Linked DNA regions of Mus musculus: all the other regions are linked to region 1. Evidence: chromatin loops called from intact Hi-C (ENCODE). Cell type or tissue: left cerebral cortex. All regions are shown on one strand.

Evidence for each region. Hi-C counts contacts between places; a loop is a spot of excess contacts. Peaks named below come from ENCODE experiments on the same cell type or tissue, not always from the same donor. Only the 100,000 strongest peaks of a DNase experiment are listed, where the experiment ranks them.
Region 2: it touches region 1 in a loop (3-fold over the local background); 3 of 42 quality-filtered maps call a loop at or near these places.
Region 3: it touches region 1 in a loop (2.0-fold over the local background); 3 of 42 quality-filtered maps call a loop at or near these places.

The regions. Positions count from the first base shown.
Region 1 is chr9:14,997,436-15,001,435 of GRCm38, reverse strand. No RefSeq gene overlaps it. Among named protein-coding and RNA genes, the nearest start is that of n-TKctt4, 41 kb to the right of the region's middle. In left cerebral cortex, CTCF peaks have their summits at 2,093 and 2,330; DNase peaks (open chromatin) are centred at 2,468, 3,590 and 3,930; H3K27ac peaks cover 1,963 bases.
Region 2 is chr9:14,865,616-14,869,615 of GRCm38, reverse strand. Gpr83 (G protein-coupled receptor 83) reads right to left here. Exons shown (of 4, transcript NM_010287.3): 3 at 2,634-2,767; 4 at 1-1,441. The coding sequence ends at 817. Among named protein-coding and RNA genes, the nearest start is that of Gpr83, 7.4 kb to the right of the region's middle. In left cerebral cortex, a CTCF peak has its summit at 2,363; a DNase peak (open chromatin) is centred at 2,368.
Region 3 is chr9:14,929,081-14,933,080 of GRCm38, reverse strand. No RefSeq gene overlaps it. Among named protein-coding and RNA genes, the nearest start is that of Izumo1r, 27 kb to the right of the region's middle. In left cerebral cortex, a CTCF peak has its summit at 1,667 (motif pointing left); a DNase peak (open chromatin) is centred at 1,609.

The DNA.
Region 1 (4,000 bases):
ACATTCAGCTCTAACTAATACCTCTGCGGGAAGTGCCCCCACTTTCCCACTAACCTCTGCTGACGCCTGTCCCTCTCGCTGTCTGGGTAAGCCCAGGAAGGAGCTTAGCTCCCTGTCCCTGTACTCCAGCACCTAGTCCAATGCAAGGGTTACTTGCCTCACTACTGCGAATCCTGAGATTGCTAGGTGCAGCGGGGAGCATGTGTCAGACATGGACTTTCCTAGGCCAGTTACTCATCTTGGCCAGTTTAAGGCAGCCAAGTACACACCCCTCATTCCTCTATCCCCCTACATTAAGAATTGAGAACCTAACCCAGAGTCTTTCTGAAACTCCCCCCAGTACCTGTCCTTGGCTGTAGTCTCCTGCTCACACTTGGGCTTGCTGACCCATGTAGCCAGGCTCATTCTCTTCCAAGGTTTTAATACTCCATATTGTTAGGCGCAGCTGAGTGTTGAGCGTCTTCTGGGTCTGATAAAAAACACCCTGACAAAAAGCAACATGGAGAAGAAAGGGTTTGCTTAGGCTTAACAGTTCCAGAGGGAGGGAGTCCATTGTGAAGTCATGGCAACAGGCAGGGAAGGTACCCTGGCAGGAGAAGAGACCCAACCACAGCTTATCTGCAGGGGGAGAAACAGGATTGGGGATGGGGAGGGCTATACAGCCTCAAAGCGACCCTAGTGATGTACTTCCTCCAGTGAAGCTCCTCTTCCCAAACTCCACCACTGACTGGGAAGCAAGTAGGAAGCCTATGGGGACAGCTCTCTTCAAACCACAGCAGAGTGCTGACTGCTATAATAAGGAAGGGGATACCTGTTCTCAGTATTTATCCATCTAAGGGAGGTTTATTCTATGATACGCCCTCTGGTCACCCAGGGGTCTAGGAGGGAAAGAAGGAGCTACTGGCTGCCTGACCTGGGTCCACAGCTCTGGGGTTTTCCAGATGAAACTGGGTTATAGCAGCTAAACTCTAGGATGAGAAATTGTTGACATTCTGTTTCATATGCCCTCTGATAGCACCTGTGTTCTGGCGGGCTCTTCATGAAAGCAAAGCAGAGGAAGGGTATACAGTGTTCTTCCTTTGTGTCATTGCAGAGATGGGACAGGTAGGCCCCTCGGGGAAATGAGGGGGCCGGCCTGTCAGAAAAAGACAAGCAAAGCATCCCTTTCAAGAGCCAATTTCTAAAGTTTCCGTGTGTCTTTTCTCAGACACACACAAAAACTGAGAAACAAGAGGAACTAAAGTGCTGTTGAAAATCACTCCCAAACCCCAGAAATGAAATCTGCATTACCTCTAAGTGAAGATGGTCTTATAGAGCCCAAGCTTCCATGGAAACTTCAGGAACATAAAAGGAAATTCTGATGGCAATTTCAGAAGTAAGAAACCTCACATTTTAGCGTTGATCTCATTTGTTCTTTCTGAATATGAGAAGTGCCTGTTACAAAGGAAACATTGCTAAGTACAGAAGCCCTCAAGGCTCTTCATCTGTCTAAGCACTTTATAATACTACCACCCCTTGAGAGAAGTTTCATTTTAGAAAAAAGAAATTACCTAAAACTCTGGCTGCTGCAAGAGGAAGCAGGAGAAAGAGAGAAAAAGAGTAAGCCACAAGCAAAACTCAGGTTTGGACAGCTTGTCCGGTGGGATACAATGGAAGGCGTGTATGTGATTTTCAAAATTGTTTATCCAGACTTGAAATGGACAAAATGAATGTTAACCATCATCCCTAAACATCTTAATAACCCAGATTAGCTCAGCACGGCATTTCAGTATAAAAATGATGAGGTGTTTTACATCTTTCATACTCAATTTTTTGAAGTTCCACATAAATTCCTCTCAGATCTTTCTAGTAGACCTGGGCCTGCTTCTGGGCCTGTTGTTGATGCCAGATGGTGAATCTCCATGGCCCCCAGCTCATCTGCAGAGCACTCTGCTGAGCTCCTGACCCATTCAATGAGTTAGCCAGGGTCAGTGACTGAGTTGGTGTGAAGAGGCAGGATGCTTGGTTTCTCCTAGACACCAAGAGCCCATGAGGAAAAGCCTTCAGTACCTTAAAGTACTGAAAATCCCATCCAAATGAGATCAACATTCATTTTACAGATTATTCAAACCCCTCCTCTACCAAGCCTCTGGCTCATAGTGTTTCCTAGGAGCAATGGCATAGAAAGTAAGAAGGGGGACGGAGCTGGCTCAGCTACAGAAACCTGGCCACCTGAGTCCATTCCCTGGAATTCATGTGAAAAGCTAGATCTGGTGGCACGAATGTGTAATCCCGGCACACCTAGAAAAAGATGAGAGACAAGAACCAGCCAACCACTAGGCGCACGCAGCATGGACACAGAACAGGAGAAAGCCTACCTCAAGATAGAAGGCAAGAACTGACTTCTGAAACATCGGAGAACTGTGGTGTGTTCACATGCTCCCACACATCTGCTGCTTTTTCTAAGTAAGAAGAAGGCTAAGGAAAGTGCATGCCTAGTTTTCATCGATAGTTACACCAAGAAGCAGCTTTGCAGTGAGCAGCTTGAACAAACTCTGCACCGCACTGTCTCTGCTTGTGGATCTCCTGCTTCTCCTTGGACAGGGAAGAAAGGGAAGCAGCGTTTCCCGAGTGCTGCTGTGTCAGGCATTTAAACTTAAATTAGGTCTCGCAGTCACCACGATGCAGGAAGCATGCTCCCCTCGTTTTGGGGTGAAGCACCCTAGGAAGAATGTGTTGTCATGATTGCTGCCTGTGACTGCTGGGTGACCTTAGCTCCTGACTATGGTAGGCTCCAGTTTCTTCTTGAATCTCACAAGAATCAAGGGTATGGTTGATAATTAAAGTAGATTAAATAGAAACATTAAGCCCAGAACCAGCATTCACCAAGCACTCGGGAGCTGTTGTATAAAATATTTGATTTGACAACTAGAAGAACTCAAGTTATGGGTGCACAATGGAAAATGTCTCATGACCAGCAGAAAAGGGTTCAGTTTGGGTTTTAACACTAGAAAATCTGGTTTGGAATCTTCTCTCTAATACCTGAATTGGCCTTAGGAATCAACCTCTCTGTTTTTCAGGGTTGTTGTTGTGAGATGTTATATCTGACACTCAGTGGGAACTCATCAGATAGGAGCAGTATGTTTGTTTGTTTATTTGTTTGTGTAAGGAAAGGGCATCAGATAGTCCAGACTAGTTTCAAACTTACTGTGCAGCTAAAGATGACCTTGAACTACACAGGGATCACTGGCCTGGAGCACCATTCCGGGTTTATGCGATGCTAAGCAGCAGATTTAGGGTACTGTGCATACTAGACGAGTGCTTTACTGAGCTGCATTCCCAGAAAGTAGCTTCCTGTTGGCCTCAGAAATAACTGTAAATGCAAAGAAAGGTCTTTGAAGGGTGGGAAGTCCATCTTCAGGACGAACCCTGGAAGGGGCAGTTGCTAAGAGAGACCTTTACTCCTTAGAAGCCCGTGGCTCTGCTGTCCTCGGGGCTCTAGCTCCCAGCCCTGCACAGGTGGAAACAAAGATTGGGCAGATGGGTGAGGGTGGTGTGGGTATTGTCAAAGCGACCCAGGAATAGTCTTGACTCAGAGAACCCCAGAGAATAAACCAGATGGGCATGAACCTCCCCCAGCCTGAGATGGAATGGTGAAGGAGCTGGGGGATGGGAAAGCCCACCCTCCAGGGCTTGCACACCGCTGCCTGGATGATGCAGAGACCCTGTGCCTGGCCTTTATTATGCAGGATCCAGGCTTAGGGCCCCTGGCATCCTTCCCTGCCTGGTGACTTGGCCAAGTGGTGGCTGCCCAGATAATCTTACTTTATTTCTAATTTAGAAGGATGAGGCAAAGATGACATATTCACTGCAAAAATAATTTTTTAAAAGGCGAAAGGAAATTCAGAGAATACCAGAATAAATGGAGCGCTGAGGCCCTCTCTGTTCTTTGCTGCTTCTGCTCCACTTAGGCACAGAGATGATGTGACTGCCCGGCTTCCTGGTCACATGGTTTTCTCTT
Region 2 (4,000 bases), 130 kb after region 1:
TAGGGTGGGGCTAGGCCCCACCCATCGCTAGTTACAAGACAGAGTTGACCCTCACCTTGCTCTCCTCTCCTCTCCCTTCTATTCTCATTTACTGAGGGGCCCCATTCATTACGGAGGAATTCAATAATACTCTGATATATTCCAGTTTCTTGCTAATTATTACAATCTACATGGACACGTGTAGTTCAGGATTTTAAAAGTACAAATGTACACACACAGAAGGCAAAGCTACAGATAAATTTACAGCATATTAACAGGCTTTTTTCTTTCTTTTTCTTTTTTTTTTCTTTTTTCCTTTTTTTACAAATTGAGGGCTGAACTCATTTCTTTACTTTTCTGAACTTTTCAAAGTGGCAATACTAATTTCTCTTTGTTTTTAAGAAGCCAAAATGGGTCCTGTCTGGTCATGGATAGAGCCAAGGTCACTGAAGCTGTGTGATTATTCCTGTTCCAATGACTTCAGAAAGCCTTTGTGCCTGTTCTTTTCTGAGCATGTGGGGCAGGCCCACCAATAGTATGGCTCAAGTCCCCCTGTGGTTGCTCAGCAGTAGGAAGGGCAAGGTGGCAGATGCTACACAATTGGAGGTGGTTGACTGGACCAGCCTCTGTTGAAGCTGAGGTGGTTTCCAGAGCTCTTGCTCAAAGATCTACACACACCACCTCATGGCATCTTCTAGAAAGTTTGCAAATCAGATGGGGCTGGACAGGTTCCTAGGAACCCAAGCATCTCACTGCTTCTGTGTTACTTTCCAACTCTGTTAGTGTCTGGTCAATTGTGAGAGGAAAGAACCCTCCCCCACCAACTTCCAGCTTTCCCTAACTCATGGCCACAACGGGTTCCACAGATGACAGATCTGTCTTCCCAGACTGGATCTGGGAAGAGGGCAAGTGGTGATTAGGTAGTGGAGCCCTCCGACCATGGCTCTTCTCTGTCCATGCCACCCTGAAGGAAGGAACTGGGGAGGGTAGCCTGTCTTCCTGCGGCTTGGGTGGCCTTTGGCACATGCTCAGCAATGCCTTAAGCTCAACCCTAAAGTTCTCATTGAGCCAGCAGTAGATGAAGGGGTTATAACAAGTACTGCTCATGGCAAACCAGTGGAAGGCAAAGTAGAGGGCATTGTTGGTGTGGATGGCCTTGCTGGACAAGAGGAGGACATAGCAGTTGAGAGGGAACCAGCAGAGGGCAAAGAGGACTACCACAAGCACCAGCATCTTCACGGTGGTCTTCTTCTTGCGTCGCAGGGCGAGGTACTGCTCTGTGGTCACGTCGCCAATGGTGTTACAGAGCCACAGCTTCTTGGCCACACGAGCATAGGCCACTGAGATAATGAAGAGTGGAAGTAGGTAGAGCAGGATGAAGGTGGCCAGGTCCAGATACTTCCAGAAGAGGTCAGCTGGCTCCGGGAAGTCCGGCAGGCAGAGGGAGCGCACAATGTCCTCACTGAGCCAGGGGTTGGGGGGTAGAGGAGGAAGGAAGATGACTGGCTATGAGTGAGGGTGTCAGTATTACCATGTCCTATGGAGGAATGCTGGCCTCCCTACCTAAGGCTGGGCAATCTGTCACAGCCTTTTTGGTATGCAGCCTAAGCATCCCATCATGCTTCACTCTCCATGGAACATTTTATAGAGGTCAGGAAGACTCCAGACTCTGTGTCCCCTAAACCTGGCATTACCTTTTGGACACAGTGGGTCCACAGATATTCAATGAATGAATGAATGAATGAATGATGAATGAACGGATCAATGAAGGAATGAAACAGCGATGTCCCTGCTTAGGAAACCAGCTCTTTCTTGAGTCCCCTTTGTAATCAGTGCTCACCCCAAAGAGCAACCATTAAAACAGATGGAAGGTCAGGAGAGCAGGTGGTACAGTACACATGCCTCTAGCCCTGTCCAGGCCTTACTAGCTTCCTTACACATTCTTTCTAGAAACGGAAGGAGGAGGCAGCTGTTTCCCAGGGGAAAGCTGTAAGATGACAAAACCACTCAAAGTTCCCTCCTTGGTTCACTGTTGGTGAATGTGTACTGCAGGTTTGCAGTGTGGAGGCAGAGTTAGGGATCGACTCAGAGAGATCATGAGTTCAAAGTGAGATCGCTCTTCCTTCTGTGCAGTCTGCCATGGAGAAAGGCGATTATGAAGTAGGTGTGGGTTCTGTTGTTGTTTTTAACTGAGTGTTTGAAAGAAGGAGTTTACCATTTGGTAGGAGCATATGTTAAGGATCAAACTGGGTAGTGGGGGGATAGGGAATCCTGCCTCAGAAGCATATACTCATGCTTATTTTCTTTCTAAGTTCTGCGAGCAGGGAATTCTTGCTTATTTTAAACAGGGCTGAGTGGTTATCTGTGTGAGCACACACTCCCTGGTGGCAGAACCTGGTAACTACTGCCTTGCCCTTGCAAACGGACTAGAAAGCAAGGGTGGGTTGAAAAGAGGATGCAGGGACTCAGCATGGGCCACGAGACAGGATGAGAACTGGCAAGAACAGCTCATGAGGCACGTGCGCTCGACAGCGAGAGTCACATCCAGAGGGGGCTCCTGTTTAGTCCCAGTGACTGTGGGCCAGGTCTATTCTGGAGGTCAGCATGGTACACTCTCCCTTGAGCCCCAGGCTACTCCAACTAACACTTCTCACCTGTACTTGAAGGTAAACAGTTTCTGGCAGATGGCATGTGGCAGAGAGAAGAAGGTAGCCATGACCCAGATGACAGCAATATATATGACACCCTTGGTGATGGAGATCCGAGGCTTCAGTGGATGCATGATGACCTAGAAAACACGTGAAGGTCTCACAGCTGAGGGTGAAAGCAGGTAAGAGCCCAGGTCTTGTTTATTAAAGGCTGTGTACCCTTTACTTTCCCTGGTGATGCCCGCATGGCACTAGGCAGTCAAGGAGTTAAATGGAGGTCACCCCTACCACAGCAGCTCACCTCCAGGGGTGGGAAGAGGGTGTCATGTAGACTCTGTGACTCCTGGAAGTCCCAAGGCCTCTTGCAAGTGAAAAGAGCAGGGCAGAGTGAGGAGGGTACAAAGGTGACAGAAGGGGACCTGAGCTCGCCCCCATCTCCTCGAGGCCTGACCATCTTCTGTAGTTCCAGACCCTGGACGGTATAGAGGGTTCTGACCATAAGGAGCAATCGCTTGTCACCCACTGCAAGAAGAGTGGGTGGCTGATTTGATGCCACCCACTAAACCCATTACTAAATTCCAACCCAGACTGATTTCCATGCACTTCAAAGGGAACCTATATCGCAGACATGGAGCCAAAATGTGTCTTGGAATTGATATTGTGTTTTAGCCAATCAACTCTTCTAAGAAGCTTAAATAATGTGAGACTCGTTCCTGGGGCAGAGGTTCTCCAGATCTCTGATGGAATTGGTGGAGACTAACCAGAGGTAAGGAACAGTTGTGTGCAAACTTTCCTCAGCGGGTTGTGGCATACCTGTGCTATGGGAAGACCTGATTCTAACATGATCAAGGCAGTTTGGAAATAGAGCGATCTCAAATTTGGGCAGTCCATCCCTCAACCAATGTGTAAATTCCTTCAGGAACACTCTTTTCAAGCTGTCACCAGATGCACTTAGATGTGGCTGGTGACATGGGACACTGTGTCCTTGGCAGCTCTGTCCACTTTGAACATTTATTTTTACTTGAAAGCCATTCCTCACATTGAATGGGGACTTTGAGTGTGGGTCTTTGGAGCCAGTTCTCTATTGGGCCGTATCATGCTTCTTGGGTCCTCTCAGAGCAAACATTGGTTCTTTATCTGGAGGATACTTGCTTTGTAGGTCTGTTTAAATCATCACAGTGCAGGACACTCTAGCAATAAGAGCTTGATCTTGGAGCTAGACACATGCTGGACCTAATGTGATCATTCTTGGTCACATGATCATGGCAAAGCGTGCGCATTTCTGAACCTGACTCTTACTTTTTAATATGGTCTAATCCGGTGGTTCTCAAGGTTTTCAACCTGTGGGTCACGACCATCAGAAAACACATGGT
Region 3 (4,000 bases), 68 kb after region 1:
ACTGGAAAGAGAGGCCCATTGGACATGCAAACTTTATATGCCCCAGTACAGGGGAACGCCAGGGCCAAAAAGTGTGAGTGGGTGGGTAGGGAAGTGGGGGGGGGGAGGGTATGGGGGACTTTTGGGATAGCATTGGAAATGTAATTGAGGAAAATACATAATAAAAAAAATTGAAAAAAAAAAGAGCTGTATTCTCTGCGTGGCTGAATGCTTTCCCTCTCTGTCCTCAGCTCTCAAGCGCACTCTCCCTCTTAGGCATGCTTTCCTACCATTAGTAAACTGTCTCTATTTCTCTGTTTCCATGGTACAGTCTTGTGTCATTTAACACAAGAGTCAAGACTGGGATGCTCTCTGAAAGTAGTCTTCATCTCTGCACTCAGCTGGTTTCCCTTTACTTTTCTTTATCTTTTTGGATACTGGCTGTAAGTCAAGGCATGCTCTCCTAATCACTTCGAGGTCTCCCAGTGTCTCTCTGCCTCCTTGTCTAACCTAAGGCTTTTCTCTCTAGCAGCTTCGGGGACTTTTAGCTTGGCTTTGCTATTGTTTTTCTCTCAAATTTTGATCAAATTGTTTTGGGATTTCCATCTGAGTCTGTTTCTGAAATCTTTTATTCACAAGAACGAGGTCTCTCTACAGCACCAGGCAACTTCCACACATTTTCTCATTTACTCCTTGTTGACTGCTCTCAGGCAGATAGGTATTGCCACCAATTACAGATGAGAACGTGAGGCCAGGAAGGGTTATTGGTCAATGGTCAGACACTAAAGGACAAGCCCACAGCTAGAATTTAAACACAGAACTTCCGATTCCACATGCTTGCCTCCTGGCTGGCTGGCTCATCAACACAGGCATTTGTTGAGATAATCCATCAGTGATGAGTGGTTCTAGGCATTCTGAGCACACGTGTTATAGAGAAAGAGACCACACAGAGTAAAATTGTCTGCCCAGTCTCTGACGCAGTTCTTCATTCCCACTGCAATTAAGCTGCGTTCCTTTACACTGCTCACCCTGTGACCTGTCATTGACATCTTTGTCTTTTGCCAAGGAAGAGGAAGTCATTAGACGTGGTGCTAAGATCGATGACTAAAATGTTACAGAGAATCACTGAATCTGCAGGGCCGGTTTCCTTATTCAACCTTCTTCATCAGGACAGATTATAAAAACACTAAAGATATCACAAAGAATATTCTGGTGTGGGGAGTGAAGAATGAAAATGGAAACTGTGGGGGTCTCTGCAAGCCTCATGACCAGCAGTGAAATGACTCAGCAAGACTTAGCTGGGGCTAGCTCAAAACTTCTGGAATCTGACACCAAGCTATTTGTTTCCTACACATTTAAGCAGTAAAACTTTGGGGATAAGTGTCCTTGTGACAATTCTCACAACAAAGCTTTAAGTTTGGCTGCATCAAAACTCTCTGGCAAAGCAGAGCTCTTTAGTAAAGCGCCTGTGACCTTTTCCACAAGAATGGGTTCTGCTGACTGAGAACAGTGCTCCGGATTCGGGGGGATTCAGTGGGGCTGCCTTTACAGAAGAGCAAAGATTACTAGGTGTTAATACATCCATTCCCAGCCGTCTAGATGGGAAACATGTTAATTTTTTCTGTTGAAGAAAAAAAAAAAAGCCTGTGTGTTTAACAAATCTGATTTCTCTAGTAGTATCTGCCAGCTCGTGCCCTCTACAGGAATCTGACTACATCACATGCAAAAGGAATCGAGACAAGATACCCTAGAACAGATGCTAGATAGATTTGTTTCCTTCCCCTGTCCACCCTTTCAAAATGATCATAAAACAAGAGTGTCCTAGCCAGGCGGTGGTGGTGCACGCCTTTAATTCCAGCACTCGGGAGGCAGAGGCAGGCTGATTTCTGAGTTCGAGGCCAGCTTGGTCTACAGAGTGAGTTCCAGGACAGCCAGGGCTACACAGAGAAACCCTGTCTCGAAAAACTAAAACAAACAAACAAACAAAGCAAACAAAAACAAGACAAAAAAACCCAAAAAACAACAAACAAAAAACCAAGAGTGTCCTCCTCTTGAGACCCTCCAGAGGGTTAGAGGAGCTTTGAGGAGTTGGGAAGAGGATAAAGAAGAGGAAGAGGAGTGAGGAGGAAGGAGGAGGAGGAATTGTTTACTAAAGTTCCAGGCCCACACTAAGCATTAATTTATACAAGCCTTAAATGATCTTTTTGAAATTATACGTGTGTTTTTGTGCATGTCTGTGTGTAAGCCTGTGTCTCAATGTATATGTCTATATCTCTGTGTGTGAGCCTGTGCTTATATGTGAGCCTGTGTGTGTGTGTGTATGTCTATGTGTCGGCCTGTCTGTCTGCTTGTGCTTCTATGTATCTTTGTGTGCTTGTGTGAGTCTCTCTGTGTGTGTCTGTGTATGTATGTCTGTGTGCTTGTGTATTTGTGTGTGTCTTTGTCTCTGTGTGTTTCTGTGTGTCTTGTGTCTGTATGCAGGTGTATGTCTGTGTGCATCTGTGTCTGCATATGTATGTATATGTGTCTCTGTGTGGGAGTGCTCCCATGTTTGTGGGTGTGCATGACTATCTATATGTCTGTTTGAGTATGTGTCTGTGTGTGTGCTTGGGTGTCTGTGTGTGTGTATGTTTGAGTGTATGTCTCTGTGTTTGAATTTGAGTGCATGTCTGTGTGTGTCTGTATGCTTCTTTGTGTGTGTATGTGTTCATATGTGTGTGTAAGGGCATCCATACTATAACACACATGTGGAAGTCCATGAGTAACCTTCAGAAGACATATATCTTCTTCACATGGGCCCTGGAGATCCAACTCAGGTTGGCAAATGTTTTTGCTTACTAAACCAACTCCCATGACCTTAAGGCTATTAAGTGAACTTTTAAGGTTTGTATAACCAAATATTATAGTTGAGGACACCAGACTCAGAGAGATCTAATAAACTTCCCAATACCACATGTGACAGAAGTGACTACCCACACACCTATGGTCACTTGATCTTTGACAAGGGAGCTAAAACCATCCAGTGGAAAAAAGACAGCATTTTCAACAAATGGTGCTGGCACAATTGGCAGTTATCATGTAGAAGAATGTGAATTGATCCATTCTTATCTCCTTGTACTAAGGTCAAATCTAAGTGGATCAAGGAACTCCACATAAAACCAGAGACACTGAAACTTATAGAGGAGAAAGTGGAGAAAAGCCTCGAAGATATGGGCACATGGGAAAAATTCCTGAATAGAAGAACAATGGCTTGTGCTGTAAGATAGAGAATCGACAAATGGGACCTCATAAAATTGCAAAGCTTCTGTAAGGCAAAAGACACTGTCAATAAGACAAAAAGACCACCAACAGATTGGGAGAGGATCTTTACCAATCCTAAATCAGATAGGGGACTAATATTCAATATATATAAAGAACTCAAGAAGGTGGACTCCAGAAAATCAAATAACCCCATTAAAAAATGGGGCTCAGAGCTAAACAAAGAATTCTCACCTGAGGAATACCGAATGGCAGAAAAGCACCTGAAAAAATGTTCAACATCCTTAATCATCAGGGAAATGCAAATCAAAACAACCCTGAGAAACCACCTCACACCAGTCAGAATGGCTAAGATCAAAAATTCAGGTGACAGCAGATGCTGTCGAGGATGTGGAGAAAGAGGAACACTCATCCATTGTTGGTGGGATTGCAAGCTTGTACAACCACTCTGGAAATCAGTCTGGTGGTTCCTCAGAAAATTGGACATAGTACTACCGGAGAATCCCGTAATACCTTGAAAGACTCCGAGAGGAGCCCCTTGCTCAGGCCTCAGGACAATAGCGGACACCCAAGAACTCACGACAGACCGAGCTTGTTGCAAACCACATGAGGCTTTATTCGGGGAAAGCCAGAGCTCTGGGGACGACTCATATCCCACGCAGGGGTAGAGGAGTCGTCCTCGAGGGGAAAGAGTTCCCAGTTTTTATAGGCCCTCAGGGGGGAAAGGAGAAGAGGGAGATTAGGGGATTTCCAGATCTAAACA